2 separate regions of the Homo sapiens genome follow, and region 1 is linked to region 2. The links are chromatin loops, found by intact Hi-C in ENCODE. Cell type or tissue: IMR-90. All regions are shown on one strand. Each heading gives the region's core, and the rest is flanking DNA. Links, peaks and the distances in the headings are about the cores only.

Evidence for each region. Peaks named below come from ENCODE experiments on the same cell type or tissue, not always from the same donor. Only the 100,000 strongest peaks of a DNase experiment are listed, where the experiment ranks them.
Region 1: a loop joins it to region 2, with 3 times the contacts of the local background. A loop is called at or near these places in 11 of 110 quality-filtered maps.

What each region holds. Positions count from the first base shown.
Region 1 is chr2:109,494,102-109,507,044 of GRCh38, forward strand. It overlaps SH3RF3 (SH3 domain containing ring finger 3), which reads left to right. Exons shown (of 10, transcript NM_001099289.3): 10 at 7,402-10,533. The coding sequence ends at 7,570. It also overlaps a transcript of RANBP2 not described here. Among named protein-coding and RNA genes, the nearest start is that of SEPTIN10, 110 kb to the right of the region's middle. In IMR-90, for the core only: no CTCF peak of the experiment used is centred there; a DNase peak (open chromatin) is centred at 3,530; H3K27ac peaks cover 820 bases.
Region 2 is chr2:109,313,795-109,330,738 of GRCh38, forward strand. All of the region lies in intron 1 of SH3RF3 (SH3 domain containing ring finger 3), which reads left to right. It also overlaps a transcript of RANBP2 not described here. Among named protein-coding and RNA genes, the nearest start is that of MIR4266, 8.6 kb to the left of the region's middle. RefSeq lists enhancers at 3,075-4,064, 4,065-5,053. In IMR-90, for the core only: CTCF peaks have their summits at 4,497 and 7,902; DNase peaks (open chromatin) are centred at 4,747, 8,027, 8,547 and 11,307; H3K4me3 peaks cover 460 bases; H3K27ac peaks cover 4,819 bases.

The DNA of each region.
Region 1 (12,943 bases), core at 106-8,105, 180 kb after region 2:
AGGATCCTTCTTCCCCAGACCCCTCAACTTTATCTTCAAAGACATGACTTCCAGACACCTCAATAAAAAGTATTGAAAGACCCTGTTTCTATAAAGTCATGGGCATCTCTGATGAATTAGAAAATTCAGAGACTCACTCCCGTTCTCTGAGTGTTCCATCTAATCAGGGGTCATTGTACCCAGAGACTCTTTGGTGGCTCCTTGCACCCAAGCACTCTGTAGCACTCATTAAAGAGAAGTGTTTCCAAAAAACAGCCTGAAACCAAACTGCTCATGAGCCCCAGAAGTGCCCCCTCCCCTCAACATGGTAGCCACAGGCTGCCTGGTATCCTGGGGAGCCCTAGCAGGTCGGAGCTGAGGGCATGACTGGGAAAATGCTGACTCCTCGGGCTGGGACAGCACCAGAGAGCACTTGGACTTGGGCCCTGCAGACTTGTGAGTAAAACTTACTTCCAGGCTTACTTTGGAGGAGGAGCTGCTGGGCTGCGCCCTGTGCAGAGGTGAGAGTCCCTGCAGTGGGGCCAGAACACTCAGCTGCCAAGCACTCCTGGAGGGCCTCAGGTGTGCAAGGCCCACCTGTGATCATGAAAGTGGGAATGCAGGCAGCAGGGCAGTATGGGCTGTCAGGGTCAAGGTTTCCACCCCAAAATGCCAAGGAGGAATGGGCAGTGTTGCTGCCTGCATTTCTTGGGCCTTTCCTGTGCCCAGACTCCTCCAGATCTCAACCATCTCTTTCAAGACTCTGGAAAGAGAGCGGGCGCTGCTCTCCTCTCCACTCTCAGAGGAAGGACATTCAAGTAGAAGGTGCTGCAGAGGGAGCTCCTCTGAGAAAGGACTAGGGGAGTGTACTGTGAGCAGCAATCTGGGGCCGGGTCAGCGAGGCTGGCAGGCTCAGCTGCCCTGCCCCAGCAGCTGGCAGGCAGCAGGCCAGTCTCGTAAGTAGACTTATGAGCCAAGCCCACGAGCCTGGGGTGTAAGTCACCTAGAGGGCCATGCCCCGTTCCTTCCAAGAGGACCTCATCTTTAGGTGTCTGGCATATTCTTGTCCTGCGGACTATGTGCAGAGGGAGCTGAATTTCCAGAAGTTGCTTGTGGAACTCAGAATACGGGTGTGGTCATGGGAAATGCAGGCAGCAAATGCACATGGCATCAGGTTAGAACCGTCTAATGCCCCAGTTCCCCAGCTACACCAACCCTGGTCTGTTCTGGTGCAGGGCCAGGCAAGCTGAGTTCTGGGACCAGCCCCTCCTGCCCACTGGATGCCTGCCTCCTGGCTCTTCTGCACCTTGGCAGTATCAAGTATCGTAGAGAGGCTTTGAGTAGACAGACACTCTGGGCCACCTACCGGCCATTTCATCCTGAATATCTTTCATTCCTTTTTTTTTTTTTTTTTTTTTTTTTTTTTTTTGAGACAAAGTCTCACTCTGTCTGCTGGAGTGTGCAGCGGTGCAATCTTGGCCCACTGCAACCTCCGCCTCCCAGATTTAAGCAATTCTTGTGCCCAGCTTCCCAAGTAGCTGGGATTGATTACAGGCGTCCACTGACATGCCTGGCTGATTTTTGTATTTTTAGTAGAGACGGGGTTTCGCCATGTTAGCCAGGCTGGTCTCAAACTCATGGCCACAAGTGATCCGCCCACCTCGGATTCCCAGAGTGCTGGGCGTGAGGCGTGAGCCACTGCACCTGGCCCCCTTTCTTCATTTTTATAGTCCTAGTTTCCACATACATAAAATGGGGATAATAATACATGTCTGGGTATAATACTTGTAAATCACCTAGATTAACACCAGAAAAAGTATGAGTGCACACTAAACACAACAATAATAATATATGCTATTGTGTCCAGAGTTGGTTCCTGGTGGGTTCGTGGTCTCACTGACTTCAAGAATTGAGCCACAGACCTTCGCGGTGAAGAGCAAAGGACAAAGCTTCCACATGGAAGGGGACCCACCGGGTTGCCCTGGGGTGGCCAGCTTTTATTCCCTTATTTGTCCCCTCCCATGTTCTGTTTTTGTCCTATCAGAACGCCCTTTTTTCCATCCTCCCTGTGATTGGCTACTTTTAGGATCCTGCTGATTGGTGCATTTTACAGAGTGCGGATTGGTGCATTTTACAGAGTGCTGATTGGCGCGTTTTACAGAGCACTAATTGCTGCATTTTATAATCCTCTTGCTAGCTACAGAGCGCTGATTGGTGCATTTTACAGAGTGCTGATTGGTGCATTTTACAATCCTCTTGCTAGCTACAGAGTGCTGATTGGTGCATTTTACACTCCTAGCTGCAGTGCTGATTGGTGCATTTTACAATCCTCTCATAAGAAAGAAAAGTTCTCCAAGTCCCCACTCGACCCAGGAAGTCCAGCTGGCTTCACCTTTCACTATGACCTCTCTAATAGTAACATATGCTGTGACATCTATGATAATAGTAAGTCAGTGAGGGTGAGGGCACCTGCAGCACGGCCTGGCCGACTCCTGCCCCTTTGACCTGCTTCTCCCCAGATGTTCACATCGGATCAGCTCATCCTCAGCTCTTGATGGCCTGTGAGTTATATGGCTTTGTTAGGATTTCAGCGTTCCTTGATCTGATCCATTATGTGTGTGGTGAGCAGAATAATGGCCCCCAAAGATGTCTATGCCCTAAACCCTAAAAACTCATGACTATGTTACCATACATGGCAAAGAGAAATCAGGTTGCAGATGGAATTAAAGTTGCTAACCAGCTGACTTTAAAATAAAGAGATTACCCGGGATTATCCAGGTGGGCCCTGTGTAATCACAAAGGGTCCTTATGAGTAGAAGAGAGAGGCAGAGGAGAAGGTCAGAGTGGCATGATGTGAGCACTCCCCTTTGAAGATGGAGGAAGAAGCCTCCAGAGAAGGGATGAAGGCAGCTTCTAGCAACTGGAAAGGCAAGGAAACAGCTTCTACCCTAGAGCCTGCAGGAGGAACCAGCCTTGCAGATGCCTTGATTTTGGCCCAGTGAGACCACGTTGGAGTTCTGATGGACGGAACTATAATATATTTTTATAGTATGATGCCACTACATTTATGGTCATTCGTTATAGCCATAAACAACTAATATGTGTGTTGATATTACAGTTTAGTGTCCAGGGTATAGAAGTATTCTTATCCCCAAGTTCCTAGCAGACACCACTCTGTTACCAGCACATTCCATGGACTCAGGGGCTCATTCGTCTTCCTGTGTTGGAGCAAGTGCTCTGAAAAGGCTACCACATGGAGGGCCACTTTGCAGACTCTGTTGTCAGGGAGGGAAGCAGACGACCCCCAAGGAAAGCAGAACATCCAAACCTCGCACACAGAGCTAATGGTAATAATAATGGAATGAGAATTCATTCTGATTTTGCCCATTTGGATTCCTTGAGCCCTGTGTCTGAAAATTAGCTGTGGTTGCCATAACCTTAATTATACTCAGCAGGGCAGAGTTGCTTGCTGATTTATGACGCACAGTTGTGACCTGGGAGTAGCTGTCATCCTCAGCTGCTGACACGGACACGACAACGGCGCTCTGTGTCTATAACGGGGAGTATCAATTACTTTCCTGCAGCAGGAAGAACAGCTCAGAGTCTTGGAATGATCTGGACAGAAACGTTAAACACTTGTCTCGTATAAATTCAGCCCACATCCATCTGGGCTCATTAAATCATTGAATTGCTCAGAAGCACCAAATTACATCTTTCTAACAAATTATATTTTTAAAGCTGCTTGTTTATTTCACATCTGGAAGTTGAGGCAAAAGCCAAAACTTGCATTCAAAGTCTGAGAAATCATCTCGCCCTTTGCCTTCCTTTCTTTCCTTGGGGAAGAGAGAGGAGGAGCAGGTGTTTGGAAGAGGTGGAGGATGGCAGAAGGCCACAGGTAGGATGGCGCTGATCCTGTGGGCCCTCGCAGCCTCAGTTTGTGTGTATGCTGTCTGATTTCACAGACCGCTGGCTGCATCCCGGCAGCCATCTGTCCTCCTTGAAGGAGGGCCAGCAGGAAGCCCTCACAGAGACGCTGAGCTGGGAGGAAGGAGGTGCCTCCGCCTGCCCTCCTTCCTTCCCGCCTGCATGTCCCTGAGAGCAGAGTCTGGTTCGCCGGCAGATAGCCCATGGGAACCAGTCCAACCATCGTGCACCCGTAGATGCTCTGAGACACTTAGAGTTGGCTGGTATTCGGGACTGCGACCCAGAACCTGGCCTGTTCTGCTTCCCCAGGAGTAGGAACACTGCACCCCCAAGTCAGCCTCAGGAGCCCATCCTCCATGCCTCCTCCTCTTGCCAGCCTGGTGCAAGCTGGGCCTGTGTGCCCAGGGGCTGTGCACTCCATAGGACTGGGCCTTGGTCTCCTGTCTGCACATTTTTCCTGAGCCTGGCACCAAGCCAAACTGCCCCAAAGCCATGGCTTCTGCGCCCCAGGCTCTGTGAACACGTGGGGTGGGGAAGGGCAAAGGCTTCCTCCCTGAGCATGCACTCAGCTCGATTTTCAGACACCAATGTGCAAGCATTCCCTCCCAGAGCTGCTGAAAATCCACATTCCCTAGTTCATTCCCCCTAAGTAGTATCAAGTAGGTCCAGGATGGGCCCAGGGAACTGTGGGGGGTCCTGAAGTATGTGAGCCACACTTGGAGCAGGTGTGCAGTAATCCCTGTGGCGATGGGGCTTGCAGACTGGTGCAGGAGGCAGGATGGGTTGGGTAAACAGGTGAATGGCTGGGCAGTGGAAGATGGTAAGAGCTGGGAAAGGGCAGGCCCGGCGTGGCCACACAGGGAAGGGCGTTCTGGGCAGAGGGAGCAGCATATGGAGGAGCCCTGAGGTGGGTGCACCTGGGGTCGCTAGGGCGCGGCAGGGCAGAGCTGGTGGAGTGGGAAGGGCGCAGTGTGGAGGGCCTGGGAATGCTGGGGCGTTTAGACTGTGGCCCCTCCTCTGAGAGGGATGGGGACTGCTGGAGCCCTCTGAGCCTTTGCCCAAAAGGAGCCTCAGCTGTGAGGCAACTCAGTCCAAGCAGGGTGAAAGCAGGAGGCCCAGAGTGGGCAGCCGCCAGGACCAGGAGCCACCCACAGGAGACCTGCACGGAGGCCACCAGGGAAGGCATCCAGAGCCGCGGGGGCCGTGTCTCCTAGACAGCCTCGGCGTCTGTGGAGATGGGTACCCGGGCAGTCCAGTGCTGGTTATTGAGTGCCTTCGCCCTGCCAGGCCCATCTCGGTGCTGCTCAGCAAAGTGGGTGTCTGAGGGACCGTCAGCCAGGGGTTTTTAGGCAGAGAGAATAGCTGCACCCTGCCTGCCACAAAATCCACCACATGTGGGATCTGGGCTTTAGATGTGCGGTCCAACACCCTGGTGGCCCAGGGGCATCTTCTCTCAGCCCTTACTGCACAATCCTCACCCACAAAAGGGCTGGGGGTGCAGGGGCCCAGCCAGGCTTCGGGCAAGCATGCCCCTGTGGAGTTTCCCCAGGGCAGAGGGAGGCCCAGCTAGTGGGAGTGGGGATGGGGCCCTGCCTGTCAGACTCTAAGCATAAGGGCCGAGGGCACAAGGCCCAACTGGTTCGTCCTTGGCAGTGTTTTAGAGGAAGGCTCTCCTGGGGCCACCACAGCTGCTTTTCAGCCTTGTTCCTCCTCCTCTGTGGCTTGCAGGATGGGTGTGGGATAGCAGAGCAGGGGGGTGTGTGTGTATGTGTGTGTGTGTCCTGTCAAACATAATCATAGCCGGACACTAGTGAAAGTAGTCAGACAGGTTTTAATCGGCAACATAACTGACATTTGCAATGGGGAATAGGGTCCAGGCTGAGCTGAGCTCAGGTTCAATTGGCACACAAGTGACTGGGGGTTTCCAAGAGAGAATGAGGGAGCAGGGAGGCAGCGAGTGGGGGCTCAGGAGAGTGGGGGAAGTGAAAAGTTACAGATGGTGGAAGCGGGTGGTCCGTGTGAACACATCTGGACATGCTGACGTGCTCACTGAAGTCAGGAGACAGTGTGTGGCTGTCCTCAGGTGTGGCTGGAACCCACAGTCGATTCTTTTGGCTGCCGTGAGGTTTCTCAGGCAGGCACTTTAAAGGGGACTGGGGTCAGCCTAGGGATGCCACCTTGAGCTGTTAGAAGCTATGTTAGTGGTTGTTCAAGTTGTTATAGGCAGAGGTGAGGCCCAGCCAAGAAGAGGGCTCAGAGGAGCCAGGCTGGAGTGTGGTCGAGGAGAGAACTCTTGGTCAGTGCCACAGCTAAGTGTTGCCAGGAGCACCTGCCACAGCCCAGAGAGCCCCTGGGGTGCACTCAGAGCTCCAGCACCTGCCACGCAGCACACCCCATGCCCCTGGGTCCCTGCAGGCGGAGGCCATGCAGGGAAGACCCCAGGGAAGGCTCCTGTCTCTGATTCCACACTACAGCATATTGGTCTGAAGACAGGGACTCCAAAGAGGCCTCAGAGGCTGCAGGGGGCCCAAGTCTTGTGGAAATGAGATGTGGGGAAAGTTGGGCCTTATTGATGTTGATGTTGTGGCCTCAGCCAGTTCCAATGCTAAGGCACTGGGAAAAAAATCTTATGATTTTTGGAGCACATTTAAAAATAAGGACAGGTTAGGCACGGTGGCTCATGCTCGTAATCCCAGCACTTGGAGAGCCTGAGGCCAGCGGATCACTTGCACTCAGGAGTTCAAGACCAGCCTGGGCAACATAGCAAGACCCCATCTCTACAAAAAAAAATTAGAAATTGGCTGGGCATGGTGGTATGTGCCTTGGTCCCAGCTATTCGGGAGGCTGAGGTGGGAGGCTTACTTGAGCCTGGGAGCTCAAGGCTTCGGTGAGCTAGGATCATACCACGGCACTCCAGCCTGGGTGGAAGAGCAAGACCCTGTCTCAAAAAAATAAGGACAATTTACATAAACAATGTTCCAAGTACCTTTCACACATCACATTGGGCCCCAACCTGTGAGGTGGTGCTGCAGTTGAGGAGCGTGCTTTTCAGAGGAACCTGCAGAGGGAGAGGTGAGGACACGAGCCCAGGGTCTTGACACTGGGATGGGGCAAATGGGGACACAGTTTTTCCTGACCCTCCCCCGCCCCTGCCCCTGGGAGGCCGCAGTCTAGGTGGGTGGGCCAGGGCAGGAGCGTGGATATGAGATGGGGGGCTGTGCTTGGGTGGAGAATCTTCAAGGGAGTGAAACAGTCCAGCTTCTTCGTAGATCAGCGTCTAAAAGGACAGCAGGGGGAAATGCCTTTTAAATTTTTTTTATTAAAAAATGAAAAATTTCCAGAGTTTTGAAAAAATTAAAAATAAAGATAAATAGAAATTGTATAAAGTGGGAAAATAGCAGCAAATAACAATAATTTACACCGAGGGAAGAAGAGAAAGCACGACCCAGCAGATGGAGATTGTCTGTGTGGGGCTCACCCACTGTGCTGTTTCCCCAGGTACCGCGTGGTGGTCTCGTACCCACCCCAGAGTGAGGCGGAGATCGAGCTGAAGGAAGGCGACATCGTCTTTGTGCACAAGAAGCGTGAGGACGGCTGGTACAAGGGGACCCTGCAGCGGAACGGCCGCACAGGCCTCTTCCCGGGCAGCTTCGTCGAGAGCTTCTGAGAACTGGTGCTCCCTGCACCCAGCTCACAGAGGGGGAGGCCGCCTGGGAAGCTCCACGGCACACAGAGAGGGAGCCATGGCGCCCCAAGGGTTCCAGGTCATCTCCAAGGCACCTGGCGGGGGATACCCTGGCCCAGGGTGGGGGCCAGGGACTGTGGAGGTCGTGCCTTCTCCCAAAACCCCCAAACGGAGAGCACACCTGGGATGTTCTTCAAGGAAATGCCCACCCCCTCTGTGGAAACTGCAAAGAAAGCACCTTGAGGAAGAGAGGCAGGTGCCGGCGCAGGCAGGCCTGTGGCTGTGGTTTGCAGCCATGGCAGCGTTCTCATTTACCACCTAAGCAGGGTTGGAGGTTGCAGGAGGTCTGCAGGCGAGGTGGGTGGCATGGGGGCCAGGAGCGCTGGAGATCATCTTTCTGGGCTGCCCTGGGCTTCCCGCGGGGCCCAGGTTGCTCTGTCACCATTCTATATACCTCAGTCACCTGCCGCCCGGCTGCTCAGCAGGGGTGTTTGTGAGGCCCTGGGGGTGCCCCGGAAGGGGCACCCCACCGCCCCTGTTGGGAACCAGAGCAGAATCTGTGGGCTTGTCGCCTGCCAGTAGTATAAGCAACACTTTCTGTTCACCACCATTGTCCCTTGCATTACTTCTTTCTTACAGCATATTTTTAACATAAAGCTGTTAGACTTTATATATTTCTAATAGGTCAGACATTGCCTATTTTTCATACATCTGGTGCTGCCTTTTTGTAAAACTAATAATGACTTGGTTGAGCTTGAAAGAAAAGATGTCTGAGGCGACATCAAAGGGGCAGAATTTTTATATTTCCCATATGGCTTTGGGAGAGCGCCGAGAAGCCGCCATCCCGCACCTCAGCGCTGGCCAGTACTCTGGGGGCTGGCGGGGTGGATCCATTGAGGGGGTCGGAGGGAGCTTGGAAGCAGCCGGTTTCTTTAAACTCTTACCAAAACCCCGCGCTCTGTCTAGACGGTGATGATTATTATTCAAGACCTGGAAACATTTCGAGGAAGGGCCACTATAATTGTCCTTTTGTGTGGCGGTAGAAGGAGCACGCAGGTCAACCCCAGCCGGGAAGGCAAAATCTTCCCTTTATTGCCTCAGAGAGAACTGCAATTAGCATTCTCAGAAGATGATTTCTTGGTATCAAAATGTGCAGTTTCTACAACAGTTTAGATCACCACCACCATTTTTCTTCTTTTTTAAAAATAAATAACTGCTCCCATTTCAGGCAGTGCAAACCTTCATCTGCTGGAGACCAGAGGTACAAGGAGATCAGGGGGTTGCAGCACCGCTGCAGGCTTGCAAGATCGGGGAGTTGGGAGGGCGAGAGAGGAGGAGGTGCAGCTTTGATGCTGGGACCTCCCTGAGTGGGGCTGATGAATGTATATTCATTAGCACCATGGCTCACTTCCCAGGAAGACTGATCAGGAGCCCTTCAGGGACAATTTTGTTCTCAAGATTCACACCTTAGGAACACATTTTTATCACCTCAAAATTTTGATCCATCACCCCTCTCTCCACCTATATTTTTACAAATACCATTCAGACTTAAATTAAGCTGAAGAAACTAGCCTTTGGTAACATAGGGTGTCATTGGTTTTCAGGGATGTAACCAATTCCAGAAATACATTCTTTTGCCTGGCATGAAGACTTTGAAACACGGGCCGCTTATTTTCAGAGTTCCTGTTTTGGGACGTGACTTGGCTACTTGTTACTTCCAGGTGGTCACCACACGGCGGGGGTCATGCCTTTCCCTCCCCCAAGATGATAATAGATTTAATAGACTCAAAGAAGTTGTTCAGAATCAAAGAAGAAAAAGTCTGGCTTAAACATAGTAACTTCTGTGTGCCAGGTTAATGACAACCAAAAGCTCTCTATTTACCATTATTGCCAAACTTCATCAGTTGCCCATCCTGCACCAAAATCCTGTGCGTGTTTAAATTCACGTTGTCACCAAAGAGGTGCACAGATCAACAACCTGGATGACGCAGGTGTTCTCCAGGGAAACCAGACCAAGTCAAGTCTCCAGGTAACTTTTTTGAAGTCTTTTTTTTAAGGCGCGCAGGTACCAAGCAACAGAATAGAGTAACCTGAACGTTCTTACTCTCCCAGGCATGGCCCACGTGGTGCTTCAGGTAGAAATGTGCTTCACCCTCCTGGTGGGGGGCGAGGACACAGCCCACTGCATGCAGCATGGTAGAGAGCTGGGGCGAATATCTCCATGTCTTTGGAGGATGTCAGCTGGCCGCTTTCAGGGCAGAGTCGGGTGGGCGTTGGTGCCACCTTAGGAAGGAGAGCGATGCGTGGGTCTGGCCAGAGCTCTGGAGCCAATGCCGGGCTGCCTGAGAGCAGAGGAAATGCATGGCCCATGTGCATTTCTGAGTATTTTAAACTCGTTCAGGCCCTGCAGCCTTCATGATGATGTAGCTCGCAGAGAAGAGCAGGAGCAGAATTAGCCCTTTCTTCAGGCCATCTTGCCTCAAAGGGTACACATGTTTGGCGGTTAAGATGAAACTAACCCTTATGTTTCATCCTGGCCCCATGATGTACACATCTTAGCCATGTAGTGGCCTTGGGGGGCCACAGAGATTTCCTTTGAGGAGCATGGTAGAGTCCACAGCCATGGCTGAAGTCAGTGGACACCGAGGGGACAGGACTGCAGGCCACCAGGGGCCTCTGCCCAGAGGGAGGCAGAGAGGATGGCGGCCACGGGTGCTCTCCTGGCATCCTCATGGGGTGATGCCAGGCCGGGCACTTCAAAACAGGCTCAGCCGACTGGGAGATCCTTTGTACTTTGCACAGTTCACACACACAAACACACACACCCTATCCCAAGTGTTTTTGTTAGACACAAATGTCAGCGTGTGATTTTGGAAGACTTGTCAGTGATGACAAACCATGATGCCTGTGTTTCTGAGTCTTTAAATAAAAATGAACATGGAGAAGGCTTGTGTCTACGTGTTGGGAGGAGCAGGGTCCAGCAGAGGCCAAGAGGGACCCAGGTAGGAGCAGAACCTGAAGGTTTGGCCCACCTGCCTGCTGACCAGCCCAGCTGGCTTACGCACCTGCCTCTCAGTGCTCTTGTGTGGGGTGCACCGAATCTGTATCAGGATGGCATTAGTCAAGGAGATGGGAGAGTCGTGACATCAAATGTCTGTACCCAGCACATGCCAGAGACCCAGGAGCTGGGCAGTAAGAGCCAAGCCACAGAAGCCAGCGGTGGGCTGGGTGGGGAGGGTCTCCAGTTCCCCTCTAGGGGCTCATGTGCCTGGAAGGGCAGGGTGGCTTGCTGTAGATGACTCGCCTCCTTTTCTTGTCATTATTCAAGTCCTTCGTAACCAGAAGTGCCTGGTATTAACCTCGGAGACCAGCACTCTCCTGGTCTTACCCTTGTCTCTCTGGCCCTTGGGGCGCCTGAGCCATGGCTGCCATTCCCTGGAGCACAGGATGGGGGTGCAGGGAATCCCACCAACAGAAGAGCCCAGGAGCCCACTGATCTCCAGAGAGGTGCATCTGTCTCCAATCAGCCAGCCTGACACCTGGCAGAGGGCTGGGCCGCCAGCCTGATCCATGCCTGGAACCACGTGTTTCTTGAAACAGGCTTTCACTGTTCTCTTGGCTGAGACACATCTACGTATACATTTGAGCTGGAAGAACACTTAGCAAAGAGCCATTTTACTCTACCATAAAAATTAAGTGACCTTGCCAGGCAGTGGTGCATGCCTGTAGTCCTAGCTACTCTGGAGGCTAAGGCAGGAGGATTGCTTGAGCCCAGGAGTTCAAGTCCAGCCTGGGCAACATAGACCCTTGTATGAGCAAATAAAATAATTTTTTTTAAAAAAGTGAACTCGTACAAGATTAACACAGCATGGACAGTCACTGGGGAGGTAGCTGCAGGCCTGGCACTGTGGTAAGGAGGCCTGCTGTGTGCTCACTCTCCCTCCGGACAAGGCTGTGTGGATACCACTCTTGCCTCCATTTGCTACGTGAGCAATCAAGGTTGTAAGAGGTTAAATGAATTGCCCCAGGTCACATAGTTCAGTGGACAGCCATGACTCAAACTCAAGTCTACTTATCCAATGTCAAGTCTACCCTCAGAACTCAAAAGCTGGGTGCCAAACCTGTACTCCCTAATAGAATTGATACCTCAAGCACAAGAGTGTAGGAAGAGGAGAGCCAGAGGAAATGCAGGCAATGCCCATCACAGTCTGTCTGGAGAGGGTGCCTGGCAGGCCGTCCCAGCCAGCTTGCCAAGTGGAGGTATTCTGCCTATAGAAATTACACAGCAACCCATCAGGGCCTGGTGCCGTTTTACATTCAAATCACGTACTTCACTGCCTGTTTTCCAGATCCATGCTCCTAAGCAAACAAGTAATTTGCCTTTACTGATTTAGCAACCACAGAGAGAACAGTGGGAGTCAGGGCATTATCTGAACAGTAGTCTACCACTTGGCCTGTGTAGCCGAGATGTTCCTCATTAGCCGCCAGTGAGCTGGGCCTTCAGTTGAGGCCTCAGTCCCTGTGGGTTTTGTGATGGGAGTTGGTATCCCTGCCTCTAACTGACACTGACAGGTGGTGTACCTGAACTGCGGAGGGGCGTTGAGTCTTCTTTCTCGGGAGAAAGGCTCCATGGCCAGGCCTATGCTGGGAGCTGCAGGGTGAGCCAGGAGGGTGAGCACCACTAGCTCTCAGCAAAGCTGCAAAGACAACACACAGGTGGCCATGGCACAAGACATTTGATCTTAGAGAGGCACCTAAACAACCTTGTGAGGACCCTGGAGAGAGGGAGCCACACTCCTGGAGGCCTCCCCTGGGGCCTTGCAGAGGGTGGGGCAGGACAGGGTGGGGGCTTCTCAGATGGAGGGAAGGGAGACTATTCACAGCCTTTTATCTGCATAGAGTTGTCACATATGTTATGTCACTGGATCCTTACAACAGCCCCCGAAGTGTGGTTCGTATCATCTCCATTTTACAGGTAAAGAAGCTTGATTCCAAGAAGTTCTGTTGTTAGCTCTGAATTAAATCAGAGGCAGAGCCAGGACTTCTGACTTCCAATCTCTGGCTTTTCTTGAATGTAGCAGAAATACTAAAATGATGGTTCTGACAGGGGGCTCTGCTGGTAGCACTTACCACCTAATGAGGTGGGACTGCTATCATATTGTTTCAAAGATGGGGAAACCGAGGCACCACCATCCAATGCTTGGTGTGAGGCCACATGCTAGGTCAAGCTGTGGTTCAGCCCCGTGCTCAGCCACCCCACACAGAGCAGTGGGAGAAGAGGAAAGGGCCCAGGGAGGCCTTGACGGCTGGGCAGGGTCCATGCCAGTCCCGCAGTCTTGGGGGCTGGAGGCTACA
Region 2 (16,944 bases), core at 3,493-11,492:
CATGAGTGAAACAGAGGGGCTTATTCCAGTGCATGTGGGGGAGAGGAGGGAGGTGGGCTCAGCCAGAGCAGAGGGATTTGAAGAGTGGCAGTGGAGGAGATATTTGAAAGGTGTGTTGGGACCCGTATGCAGGGTGCCGTGTTTGGACTTTGTTTTGTAGGGCACAAGACAGTTGAAGGCTTTGGAACTGGGAGGAAAGTGACAAGAAGGAGTACCAGGCTGTGGGACACTGGACACTGAGAAAAGGAAGAGGCTATGGGGGAAGAGAGGGGCCGTGAGACCCGGGGCAAGTGTGGACTTGGGGGACACAGTAGCGGAAAGCAGCAGGCCTGGGCAGTCACCTAACTGCAGGTGCCAAGGTCGTGGTCTGTGTCCCGGGAGACCAGCGGGTGGGTGTCCAGAGATGGGGGCACCAGAACCATGTGGGTCATGTATATTTAATGCTGCCTGCTTGAGAAAGCAGGGGCTTGGCATATGTTTTAGGAGAAAGTTTTATTTCTTGAAATGGTTAAACTGATAAATCCTCAGTTATCCCAAAGGCTCAGGGTTCCAGAAAATGGCTCCGTTGAAGGGTGAATCCCATAGATCTTATAAGAGTGATTGTAACCCTGCCTTGGTATAGCCAGGGAGCAGAGATAGAGGGTAGGAACCAGATTGCCCTGGGGAAAGCAGGTCAGCCTGAAACGGCATGACCTTTGATGTCACCTCCGTGCAGGAATGAATTTCTCTACCATATGAATAGCACCATCAACTAATACATTTTTATTATTCCTGCCACTTCATAAATAGTGTCTCCATCTTAATTTGCATGTGTCTGTCACTCTCCATGGTCTTTAAAGGTTTGTATAAACTTGTAAATTAATCCTCCTTTACATGCATAAGGCAAACCAGCTCCTTGATGAAACCTTTGATGAATCTTTTTACAAGTGCATAATATCCACCAGCCAATTTCTTATTCTGTAAATTATTTTGCCATTTTGGTTTTGTTTAATTTAGGGTGTGACAGTACTGGCATCATATTTCTGTCTAGTGAATAGGAGAATCAGACCACCAAAATATTAGAGGAGACCCTCTGAGTTGGTAGAGATTGAAGCAGAGCTAAGCCCTCGCTGGTGACCAAAAGAAACTTCGTCTCCCCGTATGAATCTCATTCTTGGCAAAGCCCACAGTTTGAGAACCCCCAGCAGGCATTCCAGAGCTGCACTGTCCCATAAGGTAGCCACCGACCACACTCAGTGAACAGCGACCACATTGAAGAGCCCATACACGACACGTTTCCATCAGTGCAGAAAGTTCCACTGGACAGCACTGCTCCACAATAATGAAGAAAAAGGAAACCTGTTTTACTTTACTGAGTATAATTAGCAGAAAGTCTTATTTGATGACTTTTCTCTGGGTCCCCCTTGTCAAGTGTGAGTCCTCTGAGTGGAGAGGGCTATAGTCTCTCCATAGTAAGGCAGAAAGACGTGCCCACTGGGAAACACCCAGCAATTTAATAGGGCCCTGGGTCCAACACCAACTTGGAGTTCTTAACTAATGCCAAGCCAGGTAAAGTGCTTTGTTCATTGAGTCTTGCAACTCCATTAGTGATTCAAAACAAAGTAAACCTCTGTCCCTATCTCTGTAGGATAGTTGCAGGGAAGCAATAGCTTGTGTCTGTAGAATGCACTTGCTTTTACTAAGAGGCAGTAAGGAACTGTCTCAGTATGAAAATGTGCATATACAGAACGACCATCCGTTTTTGGTGTAAGCAAAGGGGACCATGTGTGCCTGTTGTGCACTGTCTGTGCAGAACTTTCAGAAACTGTCAGTGATGCACAAGGACGTGTGTGTCCAGAGAAGAGACGCCTGTGCAGGCTTTCCTGGCAGTCTATAAAGGGGCGAGCTCTGTCTCAGTCCAGGCTTTCCCACCCAGGGTTCCTCTGGGGCTCTTTCATCTCATTATGTCTGGCTATTGTGACATTTAGAGTATTCAGGTGAATGCCGGTTGCTGCCTTGGTGTGGAAGGGACGTCGTCGCTTTTCCACCCTAGAATGACCTTTGATCTTACCTGTCAGGACGTGATCTAGGCATCAAAGCCACCAGTTCCCAGAACGTCACCTGCGACCAGCATAGGTCTGTGTCTCTGGGTTGTTTTGGAGAATATGGAGCCTTTTGAGATGCATTAGCAGAAGTCTTTTTGGTCTGACTGTGTGAGATTATATGTGCATGCATCAGGGGCTTTTTTCACCCAAATTGCAAAGATTCCCAGTATTTAGAGATTAGATGTGGTTAGAAAAGTGCATTTCCAGTATGCAATTGTAAAGCAGGAAAAACCTAAAGCTTTCAAAAAGAGAGGGCAAGGCAGGCTGGAGGAGGTGTTCAGAGCTGGTTTTGCTGAACTTTTGGGCCTGGGGAAGGTTCCACCAGTGTCCTGGCTCTTGGGCTTCATCTCTCGCAGCAGATCTGCACAGCTCCAACTGGGCTATCAGTGCTGTGGGCCTCGGTCCAGGAGGCTGGGTGGATGCTGGGAAGGGGATGGAGGGAGGACATGTTGCCAGGTGATGGTGGCTGGCTCTACATGCCCCTGCTCCTGGAGAAGCCCTGGTGCCATGTTTCTCCCTGGCTCTGGCTTCCTGTCTATCACAGGAGGAACACAGGTGTGATGTCAGTGTGATCTTCACTACACACAGCCTTTAACAAGGTAGCCCATGACATGGAGAGAACTTATCACTCCTCTTAGAGATTTCCTCTGCTTTTCTGTTTTAAATAGACTTTCTGTTTTAGAGCAGTTTTAGGTTCACAGCAAGATTGAGCAGAAGGTACAGAGAATTCCCATAGACCTCCTGCCCCGCCCCCATGTGCAGCCTTTCCATCAGCATCAGCCACCAGAGTGGTGTCACATTAGGGTTTACTCTTGGTGTTGGACATTCCACGGGTTTGGACAAATCTATAATGCGATGTATCCACCATTAGAGTTTCACACTCAGTACTTTCCCTGCCCTTAAAAATCCATGTGCTCTATCTGGTTATCCCTCCCTGGCCTCACCCTCTGGCTGCCGTGGGTCTTTGTACTGTCGCTGTAGTTCTGCGTTCTCCAGAACATCATACAGTTGGAAGTATACAGTGCGTAGCCTTTTCAGACTGGCTTCTCTCTCTTAGTAATTCATGTTTGAGGTTCCTCCATGTCTTTTCATGGCTTCATAGTTGATTTCTTTTTATCACTGAATAACACTCCATTGTCTGGGTGGACCCCAGTTTGTTTATCCACTCACCTCCTGAGGCTATCTTGGTGGCTTCCGCATTCTGGCAGTTATGAATAAAGCTGCTCTAAACTTTCATGAGTGGGTTTCTCATGAAATGTTTTCATGAGATGTAAGTTTCATGAAATGTTTTGTGGATGTAAGTTTTCATGGTGTTGGGGTTTTCGGGACCCCAGCTTACCTCCCACCCGGATGGAATCTCCTAGTGTAGCATTTCCTGCTTGTGCACAGATAGCGTCAAGTCTTGCCCATGGTGACAGGGCGACAGCAATGCCTGTCCCTGAGGGGGCGTCTGTGGGCAGGTGGGCAGGTGCCGCCCCAGCCCCAGGGGGTGGAGGAGAGTCCAGAGGTCTGGGGCTCTTTTTCCCTGTTAGCGCTCAGAAGGGACACTGTCTACTCCATGCTGGGGAGGCCCAGCCCCCCACCCTGCTCTTCCCCTGGGTCTGGGAGGCATAGCTCTGGCAGCAGCCCCGTTCACAGCAGGGACTTGGTTCTAGGTCTCGTTCTGCCGGGCCTGCCTCATCTCTTTCCCTGCTCCTTCTGAGGTACAGAACAGTCAAAGTCCACCTTGGTTTCTGTGACTTGCTGGGCCTGGAAAAAGAGAACTGGCTGAGTTTAAATGACTTCAGGTACATAAATATTAGTTGCTGCAGTTTCTCCACCACGGAATCACAGTGAGGTCAGTGTGGAGTGCGAGGGTGCCTCCCTGTGAACAGGCTTCTGCTCGTGAGTGCCTTTGTAGTGTCCTGGTGCTAACTGGGGATGTATCCTAGGACTTTAAGAACTAGCGCATCCGTCTTGGGTCAGGTTTCTCAGGAAGGCACATAACTGGAGTCCCAGCCAAGAGGAAAGATGTATGTGGCCAGCAGCAGCTCGCTGGCTGCACCGCTGAGGGGACTCGCACAACTCTGCCGCTTGTCCTGATGGATTCTGTGGCAAAGGCCAAGGATGGCCTGCATCTGAACGGAAGGCCAGGCATTAAAAAGCAAAGGGCAGGGAGGATCATCGTGATCCTTTCTCTCCTCTGTTTTTCTAAGCCATGAGCACGCTGAATTTCAGTACGCAAAAAAAAAAAGCCCCCTTTAAGCAGAAAAACCATTCTAGGGACATTGAGAGACTAGAAATCCTTGCCTAATTTCAGATTAAGCAAAACATAAGCATTTGGCAAATGCCGAGATTGTAAAGTTGTGCAAGCAGAAGAATCACTTTGAAATTTGAGCGCAGCCCCAGATGTTCGGGAGCATTTCCATGCGACTGCTCCTCCTAGCGTGACTGGCTGGTGCCTCCCGGCCCCCAGCCCGGTCCCCAGTGCTTGTCCTCTGCCCACTCGCTGCACAGACCTGGGGTGAGGAAGAAATGCCGCCGAGCGCCAGAAGATTAGGAGGGAATTGTGTGAGGCCTCCTCTCAAAGCCAGGGTGGCTCTCGGCATACGCGTTTATCTGAGTGACTGAATCATAGCACAATCATTTTGGCGACCGTGGGATAAACGCTGTGAGAGAACTGTGGTTTGTCCTTGCGGGTGTGTTGGTTCAAAGTCATGTGAGTAGAGCCAGCTCCTGAGGGGATCGTCTCATGCTCACACTGGGGGCAGCATTTGTCTCTTGTCAGCTGTGAGATCAGAGTCCTAGGGAAGCCAGAATGGTCTCTCAGATCATGCCCTGGCCAGAATCCGGGGCTGCCCTGGCCAGCCGCCAGATACTGACCCTTCTGGTCTCATCCAATCTAAAGACAAAGCATGAAAGCCCAGCCCTGACGAGCTCTGGCCTGAGGCCACCCATCCACTCAGAGGCAGACATTGGCTTGGAGAAGAAAGAGGGATGAACTTCTGGAACCAAAGCCAGCTGGAATTCCTTGCCTCTGGTAGGTGAGCCAAGTGAATTCAATATGTAATGAAACTGTACTTCATAACTTCCCTGAGAACATTTGTATTTCAAGTGTCTGTCCCAGAACAGATCAAAGCCCTCTGCTAACTGGGATTACAGATGGGAAAGGAGTGGCTCTCCATCGATCCTGGTGTTTGTATCCTGCCTGGAACAGCTCACTTTAGGGACAGCAGCTGCTTGTAGGTGTCTGCAGAAGAGGCACTCCCATCTCTGCCTAGATGGGGGCATGGCTTAGTAACTCTCCAGTACCCTGTTCTTGGCTGTCGCCCTGTATATGCCAGATAGTGACAGTGGCATCGTTTTGCAGGACCAAGTGTTAAGCTTGCTGCATTTTTTGGAGTTGAGAAAGAGTTGGTTCCTGGCATCGTGATATGAACTCTACATTTATTTCCCCTCTTCCTAAGCCAGTGCAGGTTAGTTGACTGCAAAGAGACAATGTCCTGAGCTGTGTCTGCCTGTGGGCTCAGTGGGGTCCCGGGGATCACCCAGGCATCCTTTTCAGCCTGCTGGGCTGAAAGCTTGGATTTACAAGTGATTCGTTTTCTTACTCTTGCACTTCTGCTGGGGTAGTGACGGTGGTCAAGAGAAACACATGTTAGTACAGATGTGTATTCTGAGTGAGAGGGGGCTCACAGGGCTGAAAACAAGCCCAGTGGGGCTCGTTCCAGAACAGAAAGCCCCACACTCCCCCATCTTCTCTTATCATCCCTGTTGTTTTTAAACATTCCCCTTATCATCTCCTCCTCTCTTTTTAAAGTGTGCGATCTTGAAGAGTGCCGTGCCGGAGCCAAATGGTGTGGGCAGGTGCAGCCTGCCTGCCCCCAGCCTGTCCAGGCCGTGTGTGGCTGTTTCCCTTCACTGCCCAGTCCAATCTGGAGCTTTTTCCAGCCAAACAAAGGCACCTCTGTCCCCTTAGAGGAAAGAGAGCCAGTAGGAGTATCAGCCCATTTGCCCTGCATTTGGGACCTAGAAATCCCCCGGTGGTTACATCTGGGGTCCCTCCTTGCAGGGGCAAGGTGAACGAGCTGCTGTGAGAAGTAAGAGAAGTCAGAGTGGGTGATGGAGAGTGGGGGGTGCTATTCTGGAGGTTCCCAGCTGGAGCTGTTTCCATTCTAGGTCTTCACGGAGCTACTTCCTCGAAGCTGGGGGTGGCCTCTTATGGTCCCTTCCTTAGGCCTGGAACCAAGTCCTACTAGTGCTCCTGTAAAGCCTGTAGAAGCAACACAACTCTTCTCTCACCCCAGTTCTCATGGCCGTCACAGCCCTCGGCTTGCCTCTGCTCGGCTCATTGACTCTAATTCCATTTTTGAGGGCTGCTTTCCGGGCAGAGGAGGGCGGTGGGAATGAGAGCAGAGGTTTCCTTCCTGTTCTCTGCACAGCAGCCAGTGGCCACCTGGACTAGAGAGGGAGGTACAGGCCCTCACCCTTTCCCAAGCCCACCTGAGCAGCAGGTACAACGTTTGATCTCACCACAGTGAGTGCAAAACCATCCTTCCTGCTGGAACCACCGCAGGCGCCCATCCTCGGCAGTGAGCCACAACTTCCTCCTCACGTCTTCTTAACCAAGGCCAGTTATACCCTTTCATGCTCAAAGGGAGGCTGTCCTACCTGCTGGATACATGTTTGTTATCTGGGAGAAGTTTAGGCCTCTCCCCACCTAATCAGAATGTCTAAACCCTCTGCTTACTAGGTCACCAAAATCAGTGCTGGATTCCAGCTCTATAACACCCAATATGCACAACTGTTGTTCTTGTAAAATTACTGGCATTCCTCTTCTGTAAAGATATCAGCCCCGCAGATGAACAGACAAGTAAACAACGTCAGGCAGATGAACTTTCTGCTGGGAGAAAATAAAACTCGAGGCACATTGCTTTGCTTGCTGTACATGGACAGGCAGAGTGGTCAGATGGAATGGCCATGGATTCGGGCACCAGACCAAGATTCAAATCCCTGCCCTACGATACTCATCACCTGGGTTAACCTTCTGAACCACAAACACTTCATCTGTAAAGTGATGGTAATATTGCCATCTTGCAGGGTTTTAGGATATGGATTAGATTGTATGTAAGGCATCTACATACCTACATAGATTGTTCCATGGGAGCTCAAAAATGGCTGCTCTTACTGATAACTTATAGACATGTAAGTAATGATTACTACTGATAATGATTAGTGATAAGTAGTATTCATGGAAGAAAGACTCACGGACACACAAGACGCCATGTGCATGGATGCACCTCTCAAACGCTTCTTTGCAGCTCTTCACATTCTTTGAGGTATGCAGTCAGTAATAGAACTCAAACCTTATATCCTCGGATTCACTTTTAATTAGGCTGTTCTCATTAAAACGCCATTCCTTTATTGTCTTGCCACTTAATTTAGTAAATTGGTAGAGCAAATGTGGCATGCAGATTGCCTCTTCCATACCAGAACGTCATCATTCATTGCCAAAGCCTATGTGGATTAGGAGCATTTGAAGTGGAAATTAGTTGAGTTCAGGGCATACAGTTGTTGAATTTTGATTATCAGCTTATAGTATTTTTAAAATTAGATTATGCTTTGTTTCCATTTAACAAAGGAAGATAAATGTTGTGGTTGATGTTTTTATTAAAATAGAAATTTAACAAACATTCTCCAATAACTGGATGGATTACAGGAGATGAGACAATCAATAGAGGATTACATTTTGCAAAGCCAATTTAGGAACCTTGTCTAGATAAAACCCTCTTGTGGCAGAAGGGATCTGGCAAAAATGAATAAATTTGTAATAAGTGTCAACCCTGGCCCCCTGCCGTGCAACTCAAGTATAGACAGATTTTTGGAGGGAAGATCTACTTCCAACTACTGTTATTCTGCTAGAGAGATGTGTTCGCGAGGGATTGGTCACATTTTGACATCAGAGGCTGGCCATGACAATCCCAAGGTTCTGCCAAATTCCAGTGGATTCCCACTGCTTACTTCAAGTCCCAGTGTGGTCAGGACTTCAGGACTTCTCTGAAGGGGAGATGGGGCCCTTTTCTGGAGGATCAGAGCTCTGAAGATGATTGGTCCTCGTTATTCAGTATGAAAGCAAATACCACATTTCAAGAAGTGGATGGCTCTTTTTAAAATAAGTCACCTTGGCAACTGGAAGGCACAGCAAGGAGCGAGAAAGGGTAAGGGAGAGAAGCGGGGAGAGGGAAAGAATGAGGAAAGGGAAAAAGAAGGGTAAGGAGTAAGGGGGAGGAAGAGAGAGACAAGACACGGATACACAGGAGACTCAGCGCCCCTTCAAGCATTCTGGAATCCCCCGAATAATCACCACTCCTTCTCCCTTCTTGCTGGAACTTTGTGTATTTTGCATTTCCTGTTGAAGTCATAAATCCAGATCCTGCTCTGTAAACCCATGGAGTCTGAGGGCAGCCAGGGCCGGCAGAGGCAGAACATTTCAACATGTGCCGAAATGTTCCCACAGGCAGACTAGGCAGTTGGGGTGGCAGGAATCCAGGAGCCTGAACTAGGAGGCGGGTGAGTTGTCTTTGCCTGAGAGTTGAGCTTAAATCAGCCAATAAAATTGTCCATCTTAAGGAAGCTGAAATTTCTAAATAAGCCTATAAATAATTTCACAAATAGGGCCTGTGCTGTGTAATAGTGTGCACTGATTTTGAGAGTTACTGCAAGAATAAATTTGCTGAATGAATAAATCTGCAGTAGTCGCCAGTCAAATGTCAAAGGCTGGTCTCCAGCAGAAATAACCTTTTAAAAAGGACTCATTAGCTGAGCACACAGGGCACCCACATAAGTGATTTCTAATTCATTAAGAGGTAGATGATCAGCTCATATTTTGCTTTTCCAGCAAATAAGGATTCAAATAAGAACCCTTCTCCAACTCAGAAATCAGGCTTCTGGTGCCTGCAAATCTCCCCACATCAGGATATGGGCAGACAGCTTTATTGCTATCAATTAAAGTTCCATGCACAAACCTTGTAATGTTAAGATGAGGCCAAGAGGTGGCTTTTCCCTGGCTAGATTGGAATTTAGTGAGAGTGGGCAGGCAATATAAAGAGGCCAAATCTGACTGTGGGCAAGGCTGCTGAGCTGTGTTGCAGAGGGATTTTCTTATACCCCTAGGTGGTCTCGTTGAAATGTTTTATCAGAGACAGGAGGGAGCTTGCAGACTTTGTGGGGCTTCTGCTTTTGCCACTGTGCCCGGGCTCCCAGCATATGCTCCAGAGAGAGGCCTCGGCTTCCAGAGACAATGCAATGGGTGGGAAGGGGAGGTGTGTATTTCTAGAGTGGGAAGGAGGGCCGGGGGCCATCAGGACCCTCTGGCTCATCAGGTCTTGGGCTGGGAGTCATTGGGTGTATAGCAGGCACTGACTGGCACAGGGGCAAGTGTCTATGAAGCAGGTGACACAGAGGAAGACAAACTGAAGAAGATACCTGTATGACTCCAGCTATAGGATCCACATATTCACCACAATGGGCATTTGTGTAAATGAAGAATCACAAACACACATATGCACATACTATCCCAAAGAATATTCAGTGAGATTTAGAAAAACAACCAACCCAAGTGCATTCTCTGTTAGTGATTGGTAGCATGCTGTCCCTCTCCAGGAAGAATATTGTAGGTAGTGGTAGATGGGGCATAAGTCTGAGCCCCCAGCGAAGCTTGAACTCAGCTGAATGTGCATCTGCACTGGGGCTGGAGACTCCTGATGTGCATGGGGTTTTGGTGAGGTTGAGCTGTGTGTCCGCCAAGCTCCCTGAGCCTGTGCCTCGAGGAGATAAGGTGAAGGTGGCCTGCTCTTCCACCCTCCTGTAAGAGTGGGCATGAGGATGCTTCTCTAAGCTGTCAACATGTTTTATAGATGTTAATTATTTTTGTTATTTTAGGTCTCCAAATATTTCAGAGTGCTAATCTTTTAGCTTTTCTTATGTTTTTATCTTTTTAAAAGTAATTTGTAGTATAGTGACAGAGCTGTGCAACCACCATCACTGTCTAATTTCAGAAACTTTCCATCACTGTAAAAAGAAATGCCATACCTATCAGTAGTCACTCTCTGTTCCCCTTCCCCCAGCCCCTGGAAAACACTAATGTAATTTCTGTCCCTGTGGATCTTTCTTTCTGGACATTTCTATGAATGGAAGCAGATAATATGTGGCCTTTTGTGTCTTACTTCTTTCACTTAGCATAATATTTTCAAGGTTCGTCTTGGTTGTAGCATGTTTCACTACTTCATGTTTTTATGGCTGAATAATAATCCATTGTGTGGCTAGACCACATTTTGCTTATACCATTAATCAGTGGATGGACATCTGGGATGTTCTCACTTTTTCACCATCACAGGTAGTGCCCTGTGACTATTGATGTACAAGTTTTTTGTGGACAGGTTTCCACTGCTCTAGGAGTAGGGGTACTGGGTCGCATGGTAACTCTCTTTAACCTTCTGAGGGGCTGCCAGGCAGTTGTTCCAAGTGGCTGCACCATTTTCCATTCCCACCGGCAATGTATGACATTCCAGTTTCTCCACATCTTTGTCAACATTCATTATTGCCAGTCTTTGTGATTTTAGCCATCCTAGTGGATGTGAAGTAGTTTTGATTAATCTTTTAGATTTTAAAATAATAATGAAAGTTACAACTGTCATCTTAATAGAAGGAAAACCAGGTTGATGATCTGTTGACTAATATTTGCAAAGTGCTAATAAGCCCTTTGAAGACAGTATTTGAAGAAGGCGAAGTTGATCCTTTCTCCTGGAACTCCTTTCTCCTGGATCCCAAAGCTGTGGATCCCTGCTGGTAGTAAAGTAGATGAAATTAGAATTGCTGCATAAGCGCCAAATGACTTGAAGGAGAGCATGAATGTCCAGACGGGGATAGAGACCAACTATGAATCTGCCTGTAACTCCAAGGACAGTACTCTCCGTCCCTCTCCTTGAGGTGTGTGCAAGCACGCACGCTGGCACACTGTCTCCTGGAAGGAACGGTGGAGCTGTCGCTTCCCCAAACCCTCTCCTCTTGCCATTCCTATACAGTAATGACTAGTATAGACAAATACAATCACACAGTTTTGGCAAGGAAAAGTTTGTTCTGGGAGAGGCCTTTGGCTTGCGTAAGAGATGTTTTTAAAATGTGTGTGGTTTTTGTGTCTTGTTTTTCCTAGAGGCTAGAAGGGAGGATGCCATGGCTCTGACAAGGCCCAAGAGGTCAGGGAGGGGTCCCTTGGCCACATTTCCTCTGCAGTGCTCGGAAACAACTCACTGGTCTTTAATTTTCTGTGAAGATCAGTGTCTCACTTCATCCCTCCAGCTGGCATGGCTGGAGTCAAAGTGAGTCGGTTTACACAGAGTAAGCCAAGAAATCGTAGAATCCCAGGAGTCATTGGATTTCAGGGACTGCCATTTAATTTCTTTCTTTCTTTCTTTCTTTTTTTTTTTTTTTTTTTTTTTTTTTGGAGACCAGGTCTTGCTCTGTCACTCAGGCTGGAGTACAGTGGTGTGATCATGGCTCACTGTAATCTCAAACCCTGGGCTCTAGCAGTCCTCCCACTTCAGCCTCCTGAGTAGATGGGACTACAGGCATGTGCCACCATGTACAGCATATCATTTCCTTTCTTGGTTCCCCGCTTCCCCCAGTGACACAGCCCCTTTACAACATCCCTTAATATGGCTGCTCTGAGTCTGCTTTAATCCAAAACAGTTACAGAACTCACTCACCACTTCCCAAAGCAGCCTGTTCCATTCTCAGCACTGATCGCTAGAAGGTTCTTTTCTATATGCCCACTCATCTCCTGGTTTCCAAGCCAGGCATCACTACATGTTCCTTGGAATGTCCTGCAGACTCTACCAGCCTGGAGTAGTGTGTAGGGGTTCAGGTGCCTGCTGCACCCTCCTTATTACTGCAGGGCAAAGATGCTGGCCCGAGCAGGGACCACACCTCCCTTTGTTCCAAATCACTCCTGGGAAAAAGTTCAGAGAGGGTTGAAAGTATGCATAGTGTTTCCATTAGAAATGAATAGTCTTTCTGCTTTATTTTTAATGATATTTTCACTGTGAACCGTAACGTATATGTCATGTTTAAAGAAGAACAACAACAAACATTAGTATATCTACCATCAGCCTAAGAAATGTGGAGACCTAGAGGCCCTCCAGGGGTATCCTGGGCGTATGCCACATTTTCTCCACCATGGTAAAACATTTAAGGACACACACGTATGTGGGTCTACATTGTTTATTTGATTTTATCTATCTGTTCTTGGTGCTGAATATTACAGATTTAGCCTCAGAAGGTGTTTTTCTGTAACTTGCTTCTTCCACCCAACAAGGAATCAGCTGTGTTGATGTACATAGATGTCGCTCATTTGTTTTTTTATGTAGTGTACAGTTTTTCATGGATCTGAGTATATCATAGACTATCTACTTCACAGTTAATGGGTATTTCAGTTGTTGTTGTTCTTTTTTTTTAATGTTCATGTAGAAGTACATCCTTACCCTGGAGAATACTATGTTCTTTGGAACAGGATGGCTTGGCGATCAGGCAGCACTTTGCACTCCTACCAGCAGTGGTGAGAGACGTTTCCTTCTGCGCCCTTGCCGACACTTGCTGTTGCCAGACTTTTAAATTTTTGCCAATCTGGTGGGTGTGAAATGGCATCTCATTGTGGTTTAATTTGCAGTTCTTGGATTACCAATGCTGTTGAGTCACTTTTCAGGTCTTTGGGGACCATTTGTGTTCATAGCCTTTTCTACAATGCCTGTTTAAGTTAACTTATCTTTTTCTTGAAAGATCTATCTGTTCTTGAAGATAGATGGGTAGTTCTTACCTGGTGTTTACTGCCACTGTTCTAAGTGGTTCTGGATACAGTAACTGTTTCAGTCCTTCCCAATAAAGTAGGTTTTCTTAGGGGGACGCCTGTCTCATGGGAGAGTATCCGTAGGTGCGCACAGCCACTGGCCCAGTGTTCCCCAGCAGGTGAGGGGAGAGCAGGGGCTCACACCTGAGCACGCTGGCTCTACCATTCGGTTCCAGTTCAACTGCTGGGTTATTGACATATTTTGGATGCTAATACCTTGTTTCTGCAATGTGTTGTTAATATCTTCTGTTTATGGATTGTCTTTTTCCTTCGTATTTAATGTCTTTTGATAAATGGAAGGTTTTTAAAAACATTTAAATGTTGTTCCACTGAACATTTATGGTCAGTGTTTTGTGTCTTATTTAAAAATCATTTCCTACCCTGGAGCTTTTTATTAACTTTTAAAAGTTTTATAGTTTTGCTTTTCACATTTAAGATGTTAATTCAGCTAGAAATAATATTGTATATAGGATGAGGTGGAGGACAATTTCTTTTTCCATCTAGATAACCTAACTTGCCAACACCATTGATTAAACAGCCCAGCCTTTCCCTGCCGCTGGTAAATCACATCATCTGCACATGTTTGTGTCTGGACCCTCCCTTCAGTTCCATCGGTCTATTTGTCTATTGTTGATTAAACTATTCTTTTGTAATTACTGTAACTTATTTAAAGCTTTGATATTTTAGCAGGGCAAGGACTTTCACTCTTCCACATACATTTTAAATCAATTTGTCAAGTACTTTGTCAAGTACTTGAAAATCCCGTCGAGATTTAAATTGGAAATGCATTTGAACTATACATCAAGTTGGGAGAAAATTACAGCTTTTCTGAGTCCTCTTACTCAAGAACATCATATTTCTTGCAATTTATTTAGGCCATCTTTAATATCTTTTAGTAAAATTGCATAATATCCTCCATAAAGGAAATGTACATGTTTGGTTAAATTTCTACCTAGTACCACTTAAAATAGCAACAAAAATATAAAGTATTTTTAATTATATATTTTAGCTACTTGTGCATGGTAGATAGAAAAGCAGTTGACTTTTACATATACATACCACTTCCCAGTGTTCCTGTTTTCATGTTTGCCCTTTGCATAAATTTTCTTTTGTGTCAGTTTAGCAATTCATTTCTTTTTCTTGTTATTATGGATACCTTCAAACATACACAATCATGGAGGGTCTAGGACAATGACCCTGTGTCAGGCGATATCCAGCATCAGCAGCTGTCAACATGGTGCCAAGCTTATTCCATATGTCCCTCCACTTTTTTTGTTTTTTGGGGAATCCTTTAAAGAAAATCCCAGGCATCATATTATTTTATCCTTCAATATTTCAGTATGTATTACCAACAGATGAAGTCTTAAAACAAAAAACAGCCAAACCATTGTCACACTGTCAGAATTAACAGTAGTTGCCTGATATTAGTCCATGTGTGGATTTCCCTCATAGTCTCTAAAATGTCTTTTTATGCTTGTTTTGTTCAAACCTGGATTCAAATAAGGTCCACTCATGGCATAGGATTCCATCTCTCTTACTTCTTTCTATTTCTGGAAGTTCCTACTCTTTTCCACCTATTTCCTTCATGCCATTAATCTGTTGAAGAACATAGTCCCTTTCCCTGGAGAGCTGCCCCACCCTTGACTATGTGGGCTGCATCCTCATGGTGCTGTCTCCCCTGCTCCTCCATTCCCTGTATTTCCTGTAAACTGGTAGTTACATCTGAGGACTTGGCTAGATTCATTTGTTTACACATGTTTGTTTTTCTAAGAACACTTTCTAGGTGGGGCTGTGAGCCTCTGATTTCGACAGTGCATTCAGAATCATCTTTGTACTTTCTAATCTAGCGTTCCAGGTTATCCAGGATGCCTAGGTCATGGTACTGATATAGGAAGGGAATTCCAGAAACAGCGTGGGATGATGCCATTCACCATTGTATGCTCCTGGTCATCACTGTGTCCTGTGATCTGTCAGTATGGTCTTCCTCTCCCCCACATTTGTGTGTGTGAACCACAGTGGTTCATGACCACTTTGGTGGCAGGAACATGAAAATATTTCACCTGAACACAGTGTTATCCAGAGGTGGAATGTCTGAGTGTCAAATATATCCCTGGACTCCCAGTTGCCTTCTCCATGCTCTGAGCAGGGCTGAGAGCTGAGGCTTCCCTGGGGTTGTTAACGGGGTGGTCATGACAAGCTTGGCCACGTCCTTCCTCCCACGTCCTGGTGGCTGCTCTGTGGTCTTCTTGAGGAATTGGCCATGTGTCCACAGAGGCAGTCATCTTAGTCCAGTGGCCTGGAATCCTCTCACATTTCTTCTGGGAATATTTATCTCTTCCTTTTCTTACTCTTTCATCTCCAAATGTTCCCCTCTCTCCTACATTGGTTTCTCTCGTGTGGTTTCTCTGCGCATTTGTTTGGTGTTCCCTCTGTGCTCAGCCTTCTCCTGGTTTTCCCAATTACCAGGTCCAGTCTCTGACCAGACCCCATGAAGCCTGGTTGATTGCTTCTAAATCTCTCCATCTGAGAAACATCCTGGAGATGTGGAAAAAAACACAACTCATGAGAGGAAAAGACTTTTGCATTGAGAGCAAATCCGCATGAGGAAAAAGTCAAGCCCCAAAGAATCAAGTGGACCTGCAGGTGGGGTTATTCACCAAGACTTTTTCAATGAGATGTAAATCAGTGGCTTCAAATGGTTCCAGAGGCCATGGCTGGAGCGGTGTCTTTCCCTCTGTGCTGGCTGGAGAACAACTGAACACATCCCCCCATTCTCCCTTCCCTGCACTGGGGTGCAGCCTTCCTGCAGCAAGTTTCAGAGGTGGAAGGCTGATGATAAGTCTGGAGCTGACAGGCCTCCCTCAAGGGAGGACACTTTAGCAGAGAGATTTGCACATTTCTAGAGGCTGCAAGAGGGCAGTGCTCAGCTTGATTTAGAGCCAAGAAGTAAGAAAGCAGGAGGAAGGTGAAATGAATTGCAGGAGTGTGACACAAAGGAGGCTGGAGATGCCTTTTCTTACATAGGCCCAGCCTCACTTTCAGCCCACCTTCAACCCAGCTTCAGCCAGTTTTGTAAGGTTTGGAACTGCACAAGAGAGAAATAAAAGTTATATGAATGTGAATGGTTTCCAAAAGTCTCTCTGCAGAACCTCTTAACTTTAGGTGCAGATAAACTGCAACTTTCTTCAATGGGTTCTTGGACCCCTAGTCATGGTGACAGTTTGACTAGCATTGAGAGAATGTTGACCAGAAAAAGTCAACATCCCTGGCCCTTACAAAACATTGAATTTCATCTAAGTGGAGTAAATGGTTTAAAAGTTTAAAACATGTAATGAAATATATGTAGCACGGGCATGCATTTCCTTTGCTCCCACTCTGGGGCAGCTGTGAGATACTTAGAGGGAACATGCTGGAAGGAATGTCTTCTGCCCAGTGTCTGTCCCACTGGAATGTGTGGTAAGTCTCCCCAACTCTGTGGGTTGCAGAAAGAAGAATGTTGCCTTTTCCTCAATTTTGGTGTGCATTTCAGATGTTATTGCGAAACTAAAGAAAAGGGGCAAAATTCTTCTCTTGTGCCTATCTCTCTCCGTCTCTTCCTTCTTTTTTTTTTCTTGTCTTGGCATATCTCAGAATTATCCAAGACTTTCATCCTGTTGATTATTCCTTAGTCATGTATATTCGATACATTATGACTCTAAATAAACATTCCATCTTCCTTACGAACTTTGTAAGAATGGGGGGCAGGGGGTGTCCCCCCTTGTATTGTTAGATGTCTAGTACCTCACACAGGCCTGGCACAGACAAGATAGTCACTGTTTGCATGGGTGGATGGATGGATGCATGGTGGGTCAATGGGTGTGTGGTGGATGGATGGAGGGAGAGACGGAAGGGAGGGATGATAGATTGAGGAGTGATGGATGGATGGATGAATGATGGATGGATACATGACGGATGGATGAATAAACAAATAAATGGAGAGAT